2 separate regions of the Mus musculus genome follow, and region 2 is linked to region 1. Evidence: chromatin loops called from intact Hi-C (ENCODE). Cell type or tissue: left cerebral cortex. All regions are shown on one strand. Each heading gives the region's core, and the rest is flanking DNA. Links, peaks and the distances in the headings are about the cores only.

Evidence for each region. Hi-C counts contacts between places; a loop is a spot of excess contacts. Peaks named below come from ENCODE experiments on the same cell type or tissue, not always from the same donor. Only the 100,000 strongest peaks of a DNase experiment are listed, where the experiment ranks them.
Region 2: a loop joins it to region 1, with 2.9 times the contacts of the local background. A loop is called at or near these places in 4 of 42 quality-filtered maps.

Annotation. Positions count from the first base shown.
Region 1 is chrX:162,637,982-162,648,062 of GRCm38, forward strand. Reps2 (RALBP1 associated Eps domain containing protein 2) reads right to left here and starts at 5,677. Exons shown (of 18, transcript NM_178256.4): 1 at 5,293-5,677. The coding sequence starts at 5,526. In left cerebral cortex, for the core only: no CTCF peak of the experiment used is centred there; DNase peaks (open chromatin) are centred at 4,560, 4,974, 5,680 and 7,906; H3K4me3 peaks cover 2,525 bases; H3K27ac peaks cover 836 bases.
Region 2 is chrX:162,544,374-162,554,454 of GRCm38, forward strand. Reps2 (RALBP1 associated Eps domain containing protein 2) reads right to left here. Exons shown (of 18, transcript NM_178256.4): 4 at 8,170-8,296; 5 at 2,382-2,476. Among named protein-coding and RNA genes, the nearest start is that of Reps2, 94 kb to the right of the region's middle. In left cerebral cortex, for the core only: no CTCF peak of the experiment used is centred there; DNase peaks (open chromatin) are centred at 871, 4,872 and 6,694; H3K27ac peaks cover 1,237 bases.

The sequences.
Region 1 (10,081 bases), core at 1,369-9,368:
GACTGCCTCTTCTATACGAGAAGGAAACTACACCCATGAAATCTCAAAATTTTGGTTACATAAACAAGATCTGCATAATGACAACAATTGACATTCCAATGTGGATGGCAGAAATTCCACAAAGCCCCACCTCTAGATAAAGAGCTACAGGCAAGTAATGGCTGCTGTGAGAACAAAGTGAAAACCAGTGAGAGAGAGAGAGAGAGAGAAAGAGAGAGAGAGAGAGAGAGAGAGAGAGGAAGAGAGGAAGAGAGGAAGAGAGGAAGAGAGGAAGAGAGGAAGAGAGGAAGAGAGGAAGAGGAAGAGAGGAAGAGAGAGAGGAAGAGAGGAAGAGAGGAAGAGAGGAAGAGAGGAAGAGAGGAAGAGAGGAAGAGAGGAAGAGAGGAAGAGAGGAAGAGAGGAAGAGAGGAAGAGAGGAAGAGAGGAAGAGAGGAAGAGAGGAAGAGAGGAAGAGAGGAAGAGAGGAAGAGAGGAAGAGAGGAAGAGAGGAAGAGAGGAAGAGAGGAAGAGAGGAAGAGAAGAGAAGAGAAGAGAAGAGAAGAGAAGAGAAGAGAAGAGAAGAGAAGAGATCCCAACTGGTCAACCCTAAACACATGTACATAAGAGCACCATTAAATGGATTCAGTAATGTATGTGTATGTGTCTGTGCATGCATGAATTTGAATTTTTGGAAACTGTGTTATCAACTTTGGAAAAAACTACCCCAGTTTGCAATGTTGAGTTGGCATTGCACAGAAACTAACAGCCATACTGATTTAGAAATGTTAAATTTGGTTTTTTTCTTTAACATTTGTATACTGTATTAAATATATAAGGTCTTATCTGTGTGGATTTGATTACAAAAGCTAATAGAATATTCTCTAGCAGAAAAACTTAGTAAGATTAAAAGACGGGGCTGGTGAGATGGCTCAGTGGGTAAGACCACCCGACTGCTCTTCCGAAGGTCCAGAGTTCAAATCCCAGCAACCACATGGTGGCTCACAACTATCTGTAACAAGATCTGACGCCCTCTTCTGGTGTGTAAGTACATGTAATAAATAAATCTTTAAAAAAAAAAAAACCTGTCTCAAAAAACCAAAAAATAAATAAATAAATAAATAAATAAATAAGATTAAAAGACCACTGAAAAACACTCACTAATGACAGTGTGCATTGTATGTGAATAGAATGAGGTATTTTTGATGTTCATGTGTTTGGAACAATCCTTAGTCATGTTACATTGTCCATAAATCAAGAAGGTCACCTACTTTCCTTTGGCATAAAGATTTCCACAATATCATGATGACTCACTGTCAGCGTGGGTAATAAAGTTTTCAAAAGGAAGCAAACAAACTGACGGGACATATGTCAACAAGGACAAATTCCAAAAAAAATATAACAATGAGAGGAAAAACAAGTTGTAGAAGGTGATGTAGAATACAATGTCTTATTTTAAACTAAAATAACGTGTAAAAATGTTTTGTTTTAGTGACATTTATATATATATATAACAAAAGTAGAAAATAATCTTTAAAAGTCGTGTATGCTGAAGTATTGTCTCACTATGCAGATCAAATAGGCTTCAAACTTGCTATCCTCCTGCCTCAGCTTCCCTAGAACTGGGATTTTAGGCATGCCTCCCACTGCACCATACTTCAAACATCCTTTTAAGTAGACAGTGTCTTGAATGTGGTACTTACTGTATCTGCTGGTATCTATTCACTTTTAGAAAGATAAACTTGGCAGGTTGTATCCCCAGGACCTGGGAAGTAGAGGGAGGACTGGGGGAGTTTAAAGTGGTCTTCATCTACTTGGGGAGTTTGAGACTGGCCCGGGCTACATAAGACCTTGTCTCAAAAAAACAAAACAAAACAAAACCACCATTCATTTCTACAACACACCCTCATGCCTAGCACTTGGAGATCATTATAGAAGAGGGAGTAGGAAGACTGTAAGAGCCAGAGGGTCAGGGAGTTTGCTGTGAGATTGTCTCGCCTAGGACTGCCTGGGGTGCCTAAACTCTATACAAAGAACAACAGCAACTAAGAGATTCTGAGAGTGGGAGAAACAGCATTCCCCAGAGAAGAGCATATCAACTATATCCAATATCCAATACCAAATGGTCAGCCCTGAAAACATATACATACAAGTAACATTATACAGACCGAGAGGGTTAGATTTAGGAAGATATATGTATATACATATATGTGAATATACATGTAACAACAATGAATTTCAAAAGAGGCCATAAATTTAAGTGAGAGCAAGGAATAATATATGTGAGGGTTTGAAAGTGGGAAAAGGAAGGGGAAATAATGTAAAAGAGAAAAAAGGAGAAATTATATTATCTCCAAAGGAAAAACTATTTAAAATTTAAATAAATAGTTCTGGCTAATAATCTCATAACAGGAAAAAGTTTTCCTGATAAGGATTTTGTTGATTTCCTTTTACCTGTGGATCTCCTTAATGATTAAGCAGTTTTATTTTGAACATATTTTTAATTTTCAAATAAGTAGCACTTGGGAGATAGTGGCAGGAGTTCAAGGTCAACTTTTGCTACATAGAGAGTTTGAGGCCAGCTTGAGCCACGAGGGAACCTAAATTGAAATTTTTAATGACTTCTCAAAGATAAGCCTGTGTCCAGAGATGTTAAAATCTTCCTATGGAGCTAAAGAGTCGGCTCAGCATTTAAGAGCACTTGCTGCCCCTGCAGAGAACCAGAGTTCAATTCCCAGCACTCACATGGCAGCTCACAACTGTTGGTAACTGCAGATCCCAGGAATCTGATGCCCTTTCTCTGACCTTGGTGCATACCAGGCATACACAGGAAAAACTCTTATATGTATAAAATAATAAATAAATCTAAAATAAAATAAAATAAACCTACTTCTCACAGCCAGGACGTGCTTCTTTGCCTTAATCTATTATCTGACAATCAGATGTTACTAACTGGGATTCTTCCCGATTTAAAGGTTTCTCCTGATAGTACATGTTAAACAATATTTATAACCTATCTTGATGTCTAAGGATGGCCTATCATTGGATCTCTGTGAGTTATTAGATAATAATCATCATTTTAAGACAAAGTCTCATTTACCCAGACTGACCTCAAATTAGCTATGTTGCTGAGCGTGACCTTGAACTTGTGACCTTGTTGCCTCTACCTCCAGAGTGCTGAGATTATAGGTATGTGCCACCATGTCCGATTTTGTGCAGTGATGGGGACTGAATCCAGTCTTTCATGCATGCTAGGCAAGCACTCTACCAACTGTGCTAAATCCCCAGCCCTACATTACAGTCATCTTAATCGTATGCTTATTAAGAGGAAAATCTGGCCATTAACCATAGAAACTACCAGGTCTGGTTACTGTCTCCATGATTTGAGCAGTTATACCTGTTGGGCCACTTACATCTGAACTTACAGGTTTCGGTTTAGAAGGGAAAGGGGGAAGTTTTCTACATTTGTTTTAAAATCGCTAGTATACTAATGAATTAAAACAAATGAAGTCAGACAGGGCACACACACATCACCAAAGTGGTAGATAAAAGTTAGATAGCCACTAGATCCCAGTTTTGACTACCCTTCCCAGTTCAGGGTGACTTTAAATGTTAATTGTTACCTGTACCAAGAGTAATGGGCCATTCTAACTTGTTATGTTAAAAGGGCTGTGTTTTATTTCTCTGGGCTGAGTACCTTTGGTTCTTTTTAAATTATATGTTCTTCAAGAAAGCATCAGTTATCACACTAGAAAGATCCCCTCTCCAATTCCTGGGAAAACCTCAACCAATTTTCATACACCCTTTTCTTTTATCACACTTGATGTATTACTGTCCACAAATTAATCCCGGCCAGATGTACAGCACAACTATTTGGTGCATTGCCTCGGACACTTTAGTAAATTTATTATGCTCAGCAGTATTCTGAGGTCCTTGTAATAGTTTCTTTCAGAACACCAACTTCCTTATCACCCCGTGCAACTCAACTGCTTAGCAACTGTGGCAGAACTATCTTCTTATCACAGAATTCTACAGGAACAAACAGCCATGCTAAATTCTATGAATACTAATCATGTTCAGAAATCCTCAATTCGAAAGGTGAACCAAGTGGCTAAAATTATGCTCATAAACATAGGAGCATCTATGTATACCCCAGCAGTATAAAACAGTCTTGAGTGCCAGAAAGAAGGAAAGAAAGAAAGAAAGAAAGAAAGAAAGAAAGAAAGAAAGAAAGAAAGCGGGCCTCACAAAGGCAGAGAAAGATATGATAAGTGAACCATAAAACCGTCAGTACTTCCTAGGAACTACATTTTAAAGCATTTGCTCACCACTGTAAATATTCCATTGTTGCTAATAACTTTCACACTATTGCTTTTTAAGTATAGGTTCACATTTAGGGCTTGATATTAACAATATGATCCCCATTTACTGCTGGTAACATCAACCGACAGACAAAGGGCTTCCCAAGCAATTTCTCCAAGCCTCGAGGAAAGCACAAAACAGCACCTGCAGTGAATCACTCCTCCCTCCTTTCCAGGTACGGGGCAGACAGACAGAAGCTATGACACCGTCTGTTTCGTAACTCCACGTCAAAGTCAAGTGACAATAAGATGACAAACTACAGCTGTAGACTTCTGAATCCACCCCTGGACCCAAATGGGGAACTTACTTTGAACTTGATCAATGTTCCTATCTTGTAGCCCTGAGTCCCTGTTCTACAATTGGGCTTTAAGGTTTTCCAGTTCTATACTAATAATCAGAAATACATTAGTGAACAAATCTATGTAGCAGATATGTACATATCACAAGTATAAAGGACAACATGTAGCTGTAGGCCCAGAGCCTACAGACACACATGTACACACCCTTCAAGTTCAAATCCCAACAAGGCACCCCGAGAGTGTAGTCAACAAAGGGAGGGGCAGGAGCAAGGAACAGAGGTTAAAGCAAACAGCAGCCAAAACAAACATCACTTTCGGAACAGGGCAAACTTTGGGTCTGGGAGATTGTAGAACCCCCAGATATGATAGGGGTGTCAGACTTTCTCAAGAGACGAAGAGCACAGCCAAGCACTAGGCTAGGAGCAGATGAGCTGCAGAGGAGGCTGGTGTCCCTGGGGACAAGGGCGTCGCCGCCATCCTCGGCAAGAGAGCACCCCCCTTTTTTTTTTTTTTTTTTTTTTTTTTTTTTTGCGGTCCTGGCCACCGCCCTCCAGATCTCCGGGAATAGTCCCTGGGAATAGTCGTTGTTGCCCCATTCTTCCCATAGACACTGCCCCCACAGACCAGAGAGGGATAAAAGAGCGCAGAGACATACCTGGTGCAATGTCTCTGGTGGCAGCTGCGACGCTCGAAACAGATCAGCTACTGGACCAGCGGCCGCAGTGGCAGTGCCGGGGGCGACCCTGGTAGCCTCGGGGGGACCAGGTCCGGGGCCCCCGCTTGCAGCGCCCGCACAGCGCGCGAAGAGCTCAGAGTAGCACTGCTGCTCGCTATCGCTCAGCAGCAAAGGCGGCCCGGCGCCGCAGCCTCCGCCCGCTGCCACTTCCATAGGGCCTTCTGTAGCGTCCGAACCGACCGCCTTCCCTGGCCGAGGTGCTGGTGCTGCCGCCAGGGCCACCACCGCCGCCTCGGCCTCCGAAGCCGCCGCCCCCACGCCCCGCAGCTGCAGCGCCGCCGCTTCCTCCAAGAGAGCGCCGGCCCCGCCCCCTCCGGGCTTGAATGTTGTGCCTCCTCTGCGCGGCACATGGAGACAGGCGCGGCGCTGACCAATCACAGCCCGAAATCCCACCTGGGCCCCTCCCCGAAAGCCCGCCCCGCTCCGCCCCTTCGCCAGGTAAGGAACGCAACTCTGGCTGCCGCCCTCCCAAGCCTTTCACCTGCTCTGCAAGGGAGGCCAGGCAGAGAGAGCTGCTGCCAACGCCCACCTAGCCCACCGTGTTCCTGAGGGGCATCTTGGGCTCTCCACCCTGGCTAAGAAGGGAACATCTGGACACACACACAAGAAAAAGAGTTTTTCAGGGGATGGGGAAAACTGAGATGTTGTCTCATTAGGAGTCCCATAGGGATGTGGTGTCCAATTAGAAAAAGGACCAGTCACAAAAAGTTGGATTTCCCTTCCTCCTATGTCCTGAAAAGCTAAAAAAAAAAAAAAAAAAAAACAACCAAACAAACAAAAACAAAGATGTGAATGGGGTCCCAGCAGCACCCCAGAGATGATGGGGTTTGGCCACTTTCTCAGGTATGGCTGGGATCTGGATTTGAACCTTACTGAGAAGTGCCAGAAGGTATTTCTTGAAGAAGGTACTTCAGAAGGTCCTTGAGAAAGAAGTGGGAAGAGGCGTTTTGGGGTTTTGTTTGTTTGTTTGTTTTTCAGATATGAGGTCCATTATGCTCCACTGCTTGACTGAAATCTGGGAAACAGTTGGTGAGAGACACTATCTGGAAAATTTATGCTTCTTAAGTCCTGAAAGTACTGACCTCTGTAACACAGAGTCCTCACTTTCTGGAAGGATTTTTTTATTTTCTTATTTTTTTTTTTTTAGACAAGGTCTTTTCTTAAGACATCTGGCTCAGAAAACACTTCTTTTGGCAGGAAAACAACAGTTTTTTACATTTTGTCCAAAATTTATTTGTCCAAGTTCCTACCAAAAAAGTCAACACTGGAACTCAGAACTTTAAAACCCAGTGTGCGTGTGCGTGTGCGTGTGCGTGTGTGTGTGTGTGTGTGTGTGTGTGTGTGTGTGTGTGTGTGTTCAAATGGGCTTCTTCCCTGATGGCTATTGCTCTAGCCAAAAGTGTGGTGGTTCTTGTTTGTAACCTTAACACTAGGAGGCTGGGGCAGGGGAATGACCAAAATTTTGAATCTACTCTAGCTACACTGTGAATTACAAGCTAGCCTGCAAAAAAAAGGGGGGGGGATCCACAAATAATATACTAGAAGAAAAACGTCTGCCCCACAACAGTGTTGAAAATGTCAGTTATAAGTCTTGTATATTTGCATTTTTTCCAAAAGAAAAATCTGTTTTTTATTTTTTAGGGCAGGGTCTCTCTACATAGCCCTGGCTGTCCTAGAACTCTCTGTGGCCTCAAACCATGCTGACCTCAAACTCATGGAGATCTGCCTGTTTCTGCCTCCCGAGTGCTGGGATAAAAGACATGTGCCACCACACTGGGTTCCAAAAGAAAAATCTTAAGTGCCATTGTTCTTGAGAAGAGTTGCACAAATGTAACCATTGTACATGCATGCCTCATGCCAAAACACTAACCAAAAAGGGGAAACCTCTTTGTGATTAAACACTAATTAAAGGACCTGTTAGACCTAGACCTGGTGTCACATACCTTTGTAAACCCAGAACTCACGATGCAGAGGCCAAAGGATCTCTGTGAGTTTGAGACCAGCCTGGGCTACTGAGTCTCATGCCAGCCAGGGCTACATAGTGATAAAAGAGGGATAAAAGAATATGTGTGTATTAAGAATATATATATATTCCATCCCAAACAGTTTTTTATTAAAAGCGTGAAGCAGTCAGATGTAGCAAATACCTGTAATCCTGCCACTCCAGAGACAGAGACCACTCCAGAGAAGACCCATTGCAAGAACAGTAACAACACAAAAAAGCAAAAGCCGAAAACAAGTCAAAAATACTATCAAGGATAACAAGCACACTTTGATATTATAGTCAACTAAAATAAGGACCAATGGAAGGAAGAGAAAAGAATGAAGAAGTCAAAAGATGGAAAAGCAGACAAGGAAAAGGGAAGAAAGAGATGTACAAAAGAAAAAAGAAACGTGTCAACCTCAATTATAGCCAGAGTTATACTTCCCTTTTGGACTCTGGAGAAATAAAATATAGACGATTCATGGTGGAGGTATGACTCAGTAGCACAGCATTTGCTCAGCATGTGCCAAACACAAGTCTGTCCTCCAGTACCAGAGAAGAAAAAGTAAAGATTCAGCCCAAGCATGTTAGCAGCTAAGTGCACGTGAACGTGTAGACAAGCTCCGATGCACTGTCTGGTTTTTTTTTTCTGCTTGTAAAATTTCATAAGACTTTAGCAAGAACGTTGAACAAAGCCAGAGGCATTCTTGTTATCTTTATAATGCAAACTGATCAAGTCCAAAAGAGTTGCCTGTTTTTTGTAGCTTTCTGAACACTGGCTAAATGACCATAAGCTAAGTACAACCAGAAATGTGTGTCTTCTCCTTGAACTAGCACCTTAAACTGAGCATGCTCAGAAATGTGCCTGCCCATAAAGGGTTTTCATATATGTATGTGTGTCCACTCCTGGAATAAAATCCCCATGCTTCCTTTGTTCACTAAGGTACTGTTTCGGACATAACTCATCTTACCCAGTAAAGTTATTAACATTTCAGCACTCATATTCCCTGCCCTGCCCTTGCCTGTCTTAGCTTTGCACTCAACAGGAGGTGAACCTAGGTTTGCTTACAAATGCAGAAAATTTCTCTTTTCAAAGCTTTCATTCCTCATTCCACATTTTGCTTCAGAACTGCTGACAGAGACGACCGCAGCAATACACAAAGGATGAAGTAGAGAAATAGCAGAGTCTGTCTGGCTCTAGAAAATTTCTACTTCAAAATCTCATCACACTTTCCATGACTGTCATGCCTTTTCAGGAACATAGAAGCCATGAGATAGGTTATTCTCTTCCTACTTTTCCAATCTGTCTCTGCTCTCCTGAAGAGTAGCCACATGACAGAGTAGTCTGCTCTATATGATAGGCAACAAGCCTCACTTCCCCCAAGCACTCCTGCAAGAACAAATATAGGATATCATAGCCACTGATATAAAAAGCTTTACATGGTATTGTTGTACACACTAGTCTAAGGTAGCTTAGGAAGATGATAGATAGATAGATAGATAGATAGATAGATAGATAGATAGATAGATAGATAGATAGTGACAAGGTCTCTTGTAGCACAGGCTGGCCTTGAACTCCTGATCTTCCTGCCTCCACCTGCTCTGTACTGTGGTTACAGGCCTGCAACACCTCATCCAGTCAGAAAGACACTTTCTTGAAAGAAAAGACCTCATTTTGTATACCAGGCTGCCCTCAAGTCTGTGATCCTCCTGCCTCTACTTCCCAAATGCTAGAATTACAGGTGCATGTCCCTGTCATGGTCCAAAGGAGAAAGGCCTCCCACAGACTCACATATTTGAACACTTGGTTTCCTGCTGGTTGCACTGTTTGGAGAGGTATAGGTGATAAATGGCCTTGCTGGAGGAGGTGCATCACTGGGGGCAGACTTTGAGAATTATGAGCCTCACACCATTTCCAGTCCACTCTCTTCACGGTTGTGGTTGAAGTTGTGAGCTCTCTGCTCCTTCTACCAGGTCTACCATTTGCCTTCATGTCTCCCCGACATCATGGATATGTGTATCCCTCTAGAACCATAAGCCAAGATCAACTCTTTCTTTGGTAGGTTGTTTTTGATCATGGTGACTTTAGAACAGCAACAGAGAAATAATACAGTCACTAGGACCAACAAGAAGGCATTTTAATCCTCATTTGACAGGTATGAGTTGTCCAACTGGGTACCACATTTGGAGCTCGCTTCCTTCATTACTCAAGCCGGTTCAATAAAGCTGACAAATATTTATCAAGCAGCAGATATTACAATGTGGATTATTAAAATGTTGATCTGGAGGAAGTCTCACATCTATGCCTGTCAATCTATAAATAAAATAATCAATATTTATTGATAAGGCAAGGGGTGCTTACCCTGTGTGTGCTGGAATACTTCAAAGAATTTAAAAAAAAAATACACGATATGTAGCTTTCAAGGAATCAACAACCTCACTAGAAAAGTCAAGGATTAGCACAACAAAGAAAACTAAATGAGACAATGTATAATTAAGTGCTAAGTTGTGTACCCCGGGCTAAGTACTGTGGGAGTTTGGAAATTAGAAACCAGTCAATGAGCCAGTGCTAACCCAAGAAGACTCAACAAGAGGACTGGTGTCTGCTGAGACTAAATGGATCTGGGAAGGGTAAATGGATGGGACAGTGGGGGTGGGGAGAGAGGATGACCCTGGCAAAGATAAGCACACCAGAGACTCCTCGGCAGCCTGAGTGAAGAAAAA
Region 2 (10,081 bases), core at 759-8,758, 94 kb before region 1:
TGGGATCTCTAAAACATAGCCAAGTACTACATCTGGGGTTCAGCTGAAGAAACAATCTTGCATTACAACTTGAGGGTAAAACTCATCTGTATTGACCTTAAAGGAGAATGTCTTTCTTTTCTTTTTTTTCTTTCTCCTTTTTTCTTGAGTTAGGGTCTTGAATCTTAGAAGTTGACTTTGAACTATGTGCTCACAGATGACCTTGAACTCCTGACAGGTATTCTCTCAAATAACACTTTCAAGAATAGTTTTTTTGATGAGGATGTAGTACAATAGTACAGTTTTTGCCTGGCACAGGCAAGGCCATGGGTTCCAACCCCAGCAACACACACACACACACCGCACACACATACACAGCACACACACACACACACACACACACACACCGCACACACATACACAGCACACACACACACACACACACACACACAGAGGGGTGATATTATAATACCTAGTGTTTGTTCATGATGTCATCTAGTCTTCATGTAATATAGAACTTTAATGTGGAGCTAAGTGTTTAATGTGCACGCTTTGATACTGAACTCTCCTAGACTCAAATTCTGGCTCTGCCACATACTAGGTATGAATGAAATCTCAGACTTGCTACTTGACCTCTCTCAGCTATCCATCTATACTAATAGATACAGCAGTGCCTAGAGCTTATAATTATAGGAAACATTAAATATATCACATATGACTTAATTGCTATCTTTTAGAGAGTTTTTTGCAAACAGAACACTGCTTTAAGATTGAGTACTTTGTCATGTCTAACAGTGTCCTATGACCAGAAGCCATTCACTGAACTCAGGATCTTATGCAGACTGTTTATTCTCTTCTAAACTAGCAGCCCACTTCTTTGTGGGAGTGTCTGACTTCACTCTTCTATTTTGAGTAGAGCTGCCTGTGCAGAAATGGTCCTTCTTCCTGAGTTCCACAATTGAAATGTTATACAAACCACCACCTACTTCCTTTTGTCTTTCATGTTAAATAATAAACCTATCTTTTTAATAGTTTCTCCCCATGTATGTACACACACATACACACACACACACACACACACACACACACACACACAATCTTTCTTCAATAATATACCTTCTCCATACAAGAACTTAGACATACAAGACAACAGCTATGAATTTGGGGGTGGGGAACAGAGCTCTTTATCTGAAGGAAAATACTAGAGAACCAGAAGCTGAAAGTACCTAAGCTATGATATGACCTGAAGAAACTTAATAGCATTATATTTGTGCCATAATATTTTATATATTACATGTAGGAAGTAGTAACTTGTTTATACTTACACATAAATTGCTATTCAAATGGAATTGTCTGAGGCACTGAGAGAATACAGAACTACTGCAGCCTTTCAAATGCTTACCACATAATTGGAGACACACAGCAAATGGAAAACAGTTAATTAGGCATTAAACAAGTGGTAATAAAGAATAAGGCAAACACGAGGCAAGCTGCTACAGAAAATGTGACGCTCTGCTTTAGAAGGAACTCCATGATTAAGTGAATAAAGGGGTAGGAGTGTTTTAGAGACACTGACGATCAAGAGACAACCTCTAGTTTATTCTAGAGACTGGAAGAGGTAGAAACAAATGAAAAATTAAGAAAATATACAAGCAAAACAGTGTAATGTTTGAATGAAGAAGTAGTTTTATACCTTTCTTGAAGCAAAATAGAGAATAATCAAAAAGCCACAGTCCTCAATAGAAGACAATTAGCTATATTTGACAGGAAAGCAGAAGGATAGAGTGTTTGGTAGGAAGAAAATCAGTAAGGATGTAGAGGGGCAGGAAAGGGTCATGGGGGGAGACAAACACAGTTTGATATATACGTGTGAAATATTACAGTGAAGCTCGGCATGGTGACCATGCCTGCAATCTCAGCTCTTGGGCGGTGGCGGCAAAAGGACCAGCCTCAGATACACAAGCAGTTTGAGATGACCTTGGTGACACCCTGTCTCACCCTACCCAACAGAAGAAAAAAATGTCAAAATGAAGCCCCTCACTTCATATGCTAACTGTAAAATAATTAATGCTTTTAAATGCCATAGTTCTTTCAGAGTTTTCTCTATAATAGTTATTTTTAGTAAATGTATGCATATGTAATGTGTATGGGTATGTGTACATGCATGCAGCTATCCATGGAAGCCAGAAGAGGGTGTTGGACAACCCTAGAGTTAGAGTTACAAGTAGTTGTATGTGGTCTTTGTAGGTACTTGGACCTGAACACTGATCCTGTACAAGAGCAGCAAATGCTTGCAACTACTAAGCCATATCTCCATCCCTAAATGCCATATCTCCACAGTATAAATTTTCTCCCAATTCTGTCATTGAATTCTGTCATTGTAGGCCCACATCATCACTTACCCGAATAAGAGATGCCTGCCGACGAAAGGGTTTGGCTCCTGGACCCTCTGATGAGGGTCCTTCAGGCTGGCCAATGGGCTGCCTTTCATATGGAGCTGAAAAACAAGAGAGACTGCTAGCAGGGTATACAGAGACTCTATTACAAAATTATCATTTTCCACTCAAGCTGATGTAGCATGTGCTTTTCAAGAAAAAGGTAATAAAGGAATTGGAACATATAATCTGAGCGCTACCTAAGACTCACAAATCTTGATCCTCTTACCTCCATAATTTCACTAAACAATCTAAAGACATTTAACCAATACCATGATAAAACCAAAAGGGTTAAGGTTAGGAATAAGGCAAGAGGGTGATGCAGTGAGAACCTCAGAGTGAGTCCGCAGTAGAAATGTGCCATACTACCAGTACTCATTGTTTGTTGCTGCTTTCTGTTAGGGGGGCAGTAACCTTGGACCATGACCTGAAGTAGTGGAGCTCACTTTTATGTTCATTCATGGTTTTGAAGGATGTGATTTTAGCCTAAAACAAATACTTGGCTGTAGGTGAGAATTAAACAAAGGCCTGATTTGAATACTCAGCACCCCCAGCCTTATAAACTATATCTAGGGACGGGCTGTACTTTTCCTGGATGGCTGAAGGGCTATTTTGACTTCCTCCTTCTTTTCTTCCAGTGGAATCAAAACTGAAGCATGGCATGCACTACTGCAATTGGATCCCCTGTCACTTAAAAAAAAAACTATAATGAATTTAGACATCGGTTTTTCCTTTTTCCAATTTTATGCTATATTCAAACAAAGTTTACATTCATTTGGGGAGAGAAAAGTAAAAGGGAAAAATAGCCTTGCATTTTTAAAAAATGAATTAGGAACAAATAAAACTCAACTGTACATCAAGTAGAAAACTCAGGAATCCAAAATACTATCTGCCCCTAAATGAATTGTATATTTCATCCCTCCAAATTAAGCACAGGAACTACACTATAACTTTATTTATGGAAAGGAAACTGATTCTGAGACTGGAATGATTGCCTATTTGACGTGGGCTTAATGCTTATTCATATCATCTATACATATTAAAAAGTATCATTTTATTTTGAGTATTTGGATATTTTACTTGCATGTATGCCTGTACAACATGTGCATGCTTGAAGCCCATGGAGACCAAAAAAGGGCACTGGATTCCCCAGACCTGGACTTAAGGAGAGCTGTAGGCTTCAAGGCTTCAGTGTGGTTTCTGGAAACTGAGCCTAGGTCCTCTGGAAGATCAGTCAGTACTTTTTTTTTTTTTGGTTATTTTTGAGACAGGGTTTCTCTGTATAGCCCTGGCTGCCCTGAAACTCACTTTGTAGATGAGGCTGGCCTCGAATTCAGAAATCTGCCTGCCTCTGCCTCCTGAGTGCTGGGATTAAAGGCGTATGCCACCACTGCCCAGCTCAGTACTCTTTTTTTTTAATTATTTTAAATATTGATTTTTTTATATGAGTACACTGTAGCTATCTATAGACACACCAGAAGAGGGCATCAGATCCCATTATAGATGGTTGTGAGCCACCATGTGGTTGCTGGGAATTGAACTCGGGACCTCTGGAAGAGCAGTCAGTGCTCTTAACTGCTGAGCCATCTCTCCAGCCCTACAATGCCTCTGTCTCTGCCTCCCGAGTGCTGGGATTAAAGGCGTGCACCACCACACCCAGCAAGAATTTGTTAATTAAGTTTTCTGAGGGCTAGAGTGATGACTTAATGGTTTAAGAGTACTGTTTCCTTTTTCAGAGGACTCAGGTTCAATTCCCAGCACCCACATGGTAGTTCACAACTACCTGTAACTCCAGTCCTTGGGTATCCAACACCCTCTTTTGGCCTCCACCGGTATCACATGGACTTGGTATACAGAATGACATGCAAGCAAAATACTTGCAAACATAACATAAAAATAAAGCTTAGAGTTTTAAAATAAAAAATGAGGCTTGTAATTCTTTTGAAATTATAGATAAATACCAAAATGTAGTTATAATTTATAGATACCCCCATTTAAATGTATTCAATTAATTATATAACCTCTAAAGAAAATTAATATAAATTTTGAACACTAAAACTTAACATTAAAATTTACTATAAAAATAAATGGTTATCTTCCTTGTACAGAATGTAAAACGAAGTATACAAAAATGAATAAATGTATTATATATTTATTATTCTACTAATAAATAACCAAAATATTTTAAATGATTTTACTACATTTCTAAGCCACAAAATGAATGATATTCCTTTTATTTCCAGAACACATAATAATACCCTTGCCAATATGGTAACATGACAGTTAAATATAACCAGCTCCAACAGAAAGGAGAAATTATCACCCAAAATGAAACCATTTCTCATCTCTGTGGGCTAACACTTTGAGGACTTAAAATATGTAAATATATAAACTGCTTCTTTCTGTAACTTAAAAATAAAATTGAGTGGCGAGCAGAGGTGGCTGTTATGGTACCACATTTAGCATGATTTGATAGTTTTAAAATAAAGAATGTACAACAATAACACATCAAGAATACTAAACAGGCTGGACTGTGGTGCACCTGTAAGATAAGCAGGCAGGGGGCCAGACTGGTACTCATGAGACCCTGTCTCAAAAAAGAAAGTAGAGAAAAGAAAGGAATGGAACAGGACAGGATAGAGGAAAGCAAGAAAGCAAGCAAACAAAAAAGAAAGCAAAAAAGAAAAGACAGGGAGGGAGGGAGGGAAGAACGGAGGAAGGGAGGAAAAGAGAGAGGAAAGGAAGGGAAGAAGGAAGAAAGAAACTAAGAAAGCAACAAACTATTCAGGCTCACAACTACATTTTGTATTTCTTCCTAGCAACTAGAACACCAAATTATAACAGATTAAAATATCTAAATGATTGCCTGGCAACACATTTAGTGCATTTCAGAACCTACTAGGAGTACATATAAATGTAAAACTACAAAAGAGAATTTCATAGGTATTATATAGTCTAAGTCTTCAAAGTAAATTTCAACTTGTAGGCAAGTATTTTCCTCTGATAATTCAGATTTTTTTCCATGTTGATGGAACCACAATAAACTCTTCATACCAACTGAACCCTACCAAAAAGTTTTAAGCACAGTAAGCCAGAGTATAGCTAGGATCCTAGTGCTTATAAATTCTAATGAAACCCATGGACCTGGACTTCCCATAACAGAGAGGACTCGTCTACCACCCAAAGAAGACCCATAGGCGAAGAAGGTACCATGTGAACTTCAGCTCAAATCCCTTACCTATAGGGATTGTAACATGGAGAGACGGATGTATTTTATCAGTCAGGTTTCAATGAAAACTCAGCTAGACAGGAGCTCACTTTAGAGAGACAGGTTTTTCTTCCACTAAGGGAAAAGGTTGGATTGGCCAAGGCTGCCTGTGGCTGAAAAAGTGGGTATCAAAATTAGCCATCTATCTAAGGAATGTGCTCTGTTTAGCTACATGAGCAACAAAGCTGATAATTGGGCCAGCAGCAATCTGATATCTGACTTGCTCCTTAACTGAACCTAAACTTAGGAAAAGGGTATATATTATTTAGTGCCTCAACTCTCTTCCTTACCAAAGGAAACCCAAAATATGCAATTCAAAAGCAAACCAAGTAACTCTTCAATTCCTTTACAAGAGGTTTCTTATGGATATAGACACATCATGTTTCTCCAAGGAGAGGACTGTTTTGTAGAACCCTGAAGATATCATTCCTCTGAAGTTCAGTTTCAGAGTGGAACTGTGGCTGTTTGTACACCCACACCCAAAGATTCTACTCCTAAGTGTCAAGGAAATGACCATGTAACTCATAAAAAGAATCATGAACAAATATTGATGGTATCCTTATTCATAATAGCCAAAAACTAACTACAGTTGCCCAAATGCTCATCAACAGGAGAAGGACCATTAATCCATGGTTATCCTTGCAATGAGACCTCCTGAATAATAAAATGCAAGGAACTAGCAATACACTAATAGGAATTTTCACTGTTACATTGAGGAGAAGGCAGCAGACACAAGCAAAATCAGTCTGCACGTTTTCTCTTGCATGAAGTTCTAGAAGAAGTAAAACTAATAAAAAATGATAAAAGTCACAATAGTCCTTCATTTCAGGGTGGGGTATGGTTGGAAAGAGGCAGTACAATGGGATATTTTTATGTCAGTGGTACCTACTTGAGCATAGCCATTTGTTAAAATTTAAATACTTAAAATATGTGCACCTCGTCATAGACAGATATTACCACCTTCAAAGAAAGTATAAAAATGAATGAGGGCGTACAGAGCCTTGGCATCAACTCTTCAGAATCCAGAAAGGAGGGAAGCAGGCTGCCTCTTCAGTGCTGCAGGGATGGGAGCCCATTTAGCATCGGATGAGAGGATGGAGCAGGAAATAGAGGACACAAACAAGGACTATCAAAGGTAGAAGTTAATGACAGGCTGACTTAATAGAACACAGATGGACTTACCTGTGGACTAAGCATTAATTTCCAAGCCCAAATTAGATTTGAAATAGAAGCAACAACTGTACTTCTTTTTAAAAAGGAAAATAATACAAGGGAAAGTACAAGAGGAAAGTGAAGTCTGACCCCTGTGCAGTTTCATACATCAATGAGACAGATGATTTTCAGGAGAATTTTTAAATTATCTATTAGGAACACTATCTTGCATTGAATAGGATGTAATTTCCAGATGAGTTTACATTCATATTTCCAGTAAATCATCTTAACACCCTCATCACTGTTTTAAAAAGAAAAAAAATATGGTTCATAGAAGCTCAATGGTTTGCCTAAAGTCATTCAGGGGCCTCCCAATCCCAACCTTCTGGTTCTAACCAAAAGCTCTTTTCATAGCATCCTACCTGCTTCTCTCAGCAAAAGGACAGCTTCTCTTTACTTCAGCCTAGAATATCATTTTATTTCTGTGGCCCTCTAAAAGTCATTACTTTTTTTCTAATACAGCAAAATCCTGCAGAAACTGAGCCATTTCCATCATATCACACAAATTGGGCAGGGGGCTATAGGGCATTCTACTCTGGAATACATTAAACAGGTCATATCTGAAACTAGAGATGTGAACCACTGAAGAACAAGGTGCTGCAGTGAATTCATGGAGTTTCACACATTGCAGTCTGGGCAGGCAACTCTGCAAGTCATGCTGAGGACTAGCTCAGGCATTCTACCCGGGGAAGGACCAAGAGAGCAGAAATAAGAACACGCAGGTAGCCCCATAACTGGGCATGCTTCACGTTTCTCAGCAAATCACTTCCACTGCATTTCCTTTACCCTTATCCTAACACATAAAAGCTCAATATTTTCATTTATGTCCCCACTCCTTAAAGATGGGATCAACTCTTTTGCTTTTTGCATAGTTATGTTTTTACAGAATTTCCATAAAAGCAGTTACTGAGTAAATGTGCTCAGTGTCCTTGCAGAAGGAAATAACAATTCTCATAAAAATACAACCCCTTTATACATGCTACATTCCTTTAATGCTATTTGAATATGAAATATTAAATCATCTAAATAGTTGTTTACAAGTCTAAGGACAAACCAGCTTCCAGACTAGGAAACAAAGCATTGCTGAGATATGCTTAATTTCATTTAAAAAAAAAAAAACCCTTTGCTTGAGAATATAAAATGAAATTGAGCCATGTTTCCAAAGACAAGAATAATTAAATCAGGGAATTAAGCAGCTGGTGGCATTGCTGCCTGGTACATTAAGAAGACTCTAAGATATTGCTTGTGACAGCTGGCCCCCTGGTCGCCTCTTACCTGGATGCATCTGTTCTGTGCCGCTCCGCAGTTTGCTGTAGCCATGGCTCAAGGACACCCTCTGGTAATGAGGCGGGGAAGAAGGAGGGGAGGCGAGGGGTGACATCGTGGGAGACTGTGTTTCCTGCTTCAAAGAACCAGAGCAGAGGTCAGAGGCAACCACTGGAGAAGCCTGGCATTCTGAGCTGCAGTTTAAGAAGCAAAATGTGACTCTACGGCTGGTGACCCGGCTGATTTAACAAATGGGGAGAAATGTTTCCTCAAAAATGCAGCATAGCAAAAAAGGTACCCAGAGAATACAGGCTCACCAGTGCTGTGCTACCTAAATTACGAATGCCAGCCCGAAACGCTTGTAGCTAGCCCCACAATATTTTCCTCTGGAAAATGAAAGACACTGATCACATGAGAGAACATTCATAAACCTCAATTGTGGACAGATTCCATTTTCATTCAATTAATGAATTAATGAGTCTTCCTTTTTAAGATTCCTATTTACTGAATTTTTATTCACCAAGTATAAATCTAGAAAATGCAATAAAATTTATATTTTAAATGTTTAATGTCTAACGGTGGGTATTCTTAGAGCTTATTAGACAAAATTAGATGTTGAGGAGTTGTTTGTTCCTCATTGAGAGACTTTAAAACATAGCCACCCCATCTAAGATGCTCCAAAATACTAAGATAGACGAAAGCCTTCACAAGTACAATTGGAATCCAACTCAACAATGACCATGATACTGGACTCTAGGTCAAATGAGCAGCCTGGGCCTGTTTACTGGATTTCTTCCTTCTCTTCCTCCTCCTCCTCCTCTTCCTCTTCCTCCTTTTATTTCTTTAAAGACTACCAATAGACTGTGAGCATAGGGTATCCAAAGAACAGGAAAATAATGCTTTTTATAACCCAGAGACTATATTGGAGTCTTTAATTTAAAAACAAATACATGATCTGAGATAAGACCTGGATCCTTTCTGGGGAATCTACCACTGTGAGACAGTGTGCCCTCAGTCCTCTCCAAATGCTGGTATAGACTCATATCAAAGTATACTGACTACAAATTCCTGTGCCTTTCTAATATGCCACTTAAATAATTAAAGCAACCTTACATGGAGTTATTGAACAAAGTGAGACACACTTCTTATCTATAAACATAAAACTTTGGCTAGGCATGATGAAGCACACCTGTAATACAGCATTCAGAAGGCAGAAAGACCACATAAGAATGATGCCAGCCTGGGCTATACAGACAAACCCTGTGTGTCAAAAAAAGAAATAAAATAAAGAAACTTGCAACCTTGACTATCCAAGACCATCAAAGTTAACCATGTAAGCTAATTTTCTAGCATAACCATCTAATATTCATTGCATTGTAAAACATCTTGGTTCAATTCTTCCTAAAATATAGCATGTACCTTTACCTTACAGAAGACACTGTTGAATACAGTCTGATTCTCTGCACGTCTCTTTATCAAAAGAATGAGTTATCTCATGATGATTGTTGTTCTCTTCCTGATAGGCCCACTATAATGGCATTCTTTTGTCTTTATTAATCACGACCTGATGGCTGCAATCAATGGCCTGATTTTAAAAGCCCATCCTCCCTATTCTGGTTCCAAGCCTGGTAAGTGGGTAATAGCATTTGCAGAGATGCTGTTCCACATATGTTTCCCAAGAAAGGATTCCCTGATTTAAAAAATAAAAAGAGTTTGGTAAACAGATCTCCAGGTCTCTTTACAATAGAACCTGCCTGTTGATATACATTCTAAACTTCCAAGGCTGACTTAGTCTTTCCCATACGAATGGGATATGAGGACACACTTTCCAACCATGTTTGAGCATAGTCTCCCTCAGGGCTCCTTTTTGGAGGGGAGCACTTGCTAATTCCTAGACAGACCATTTCTTCCTTTGGTTTTA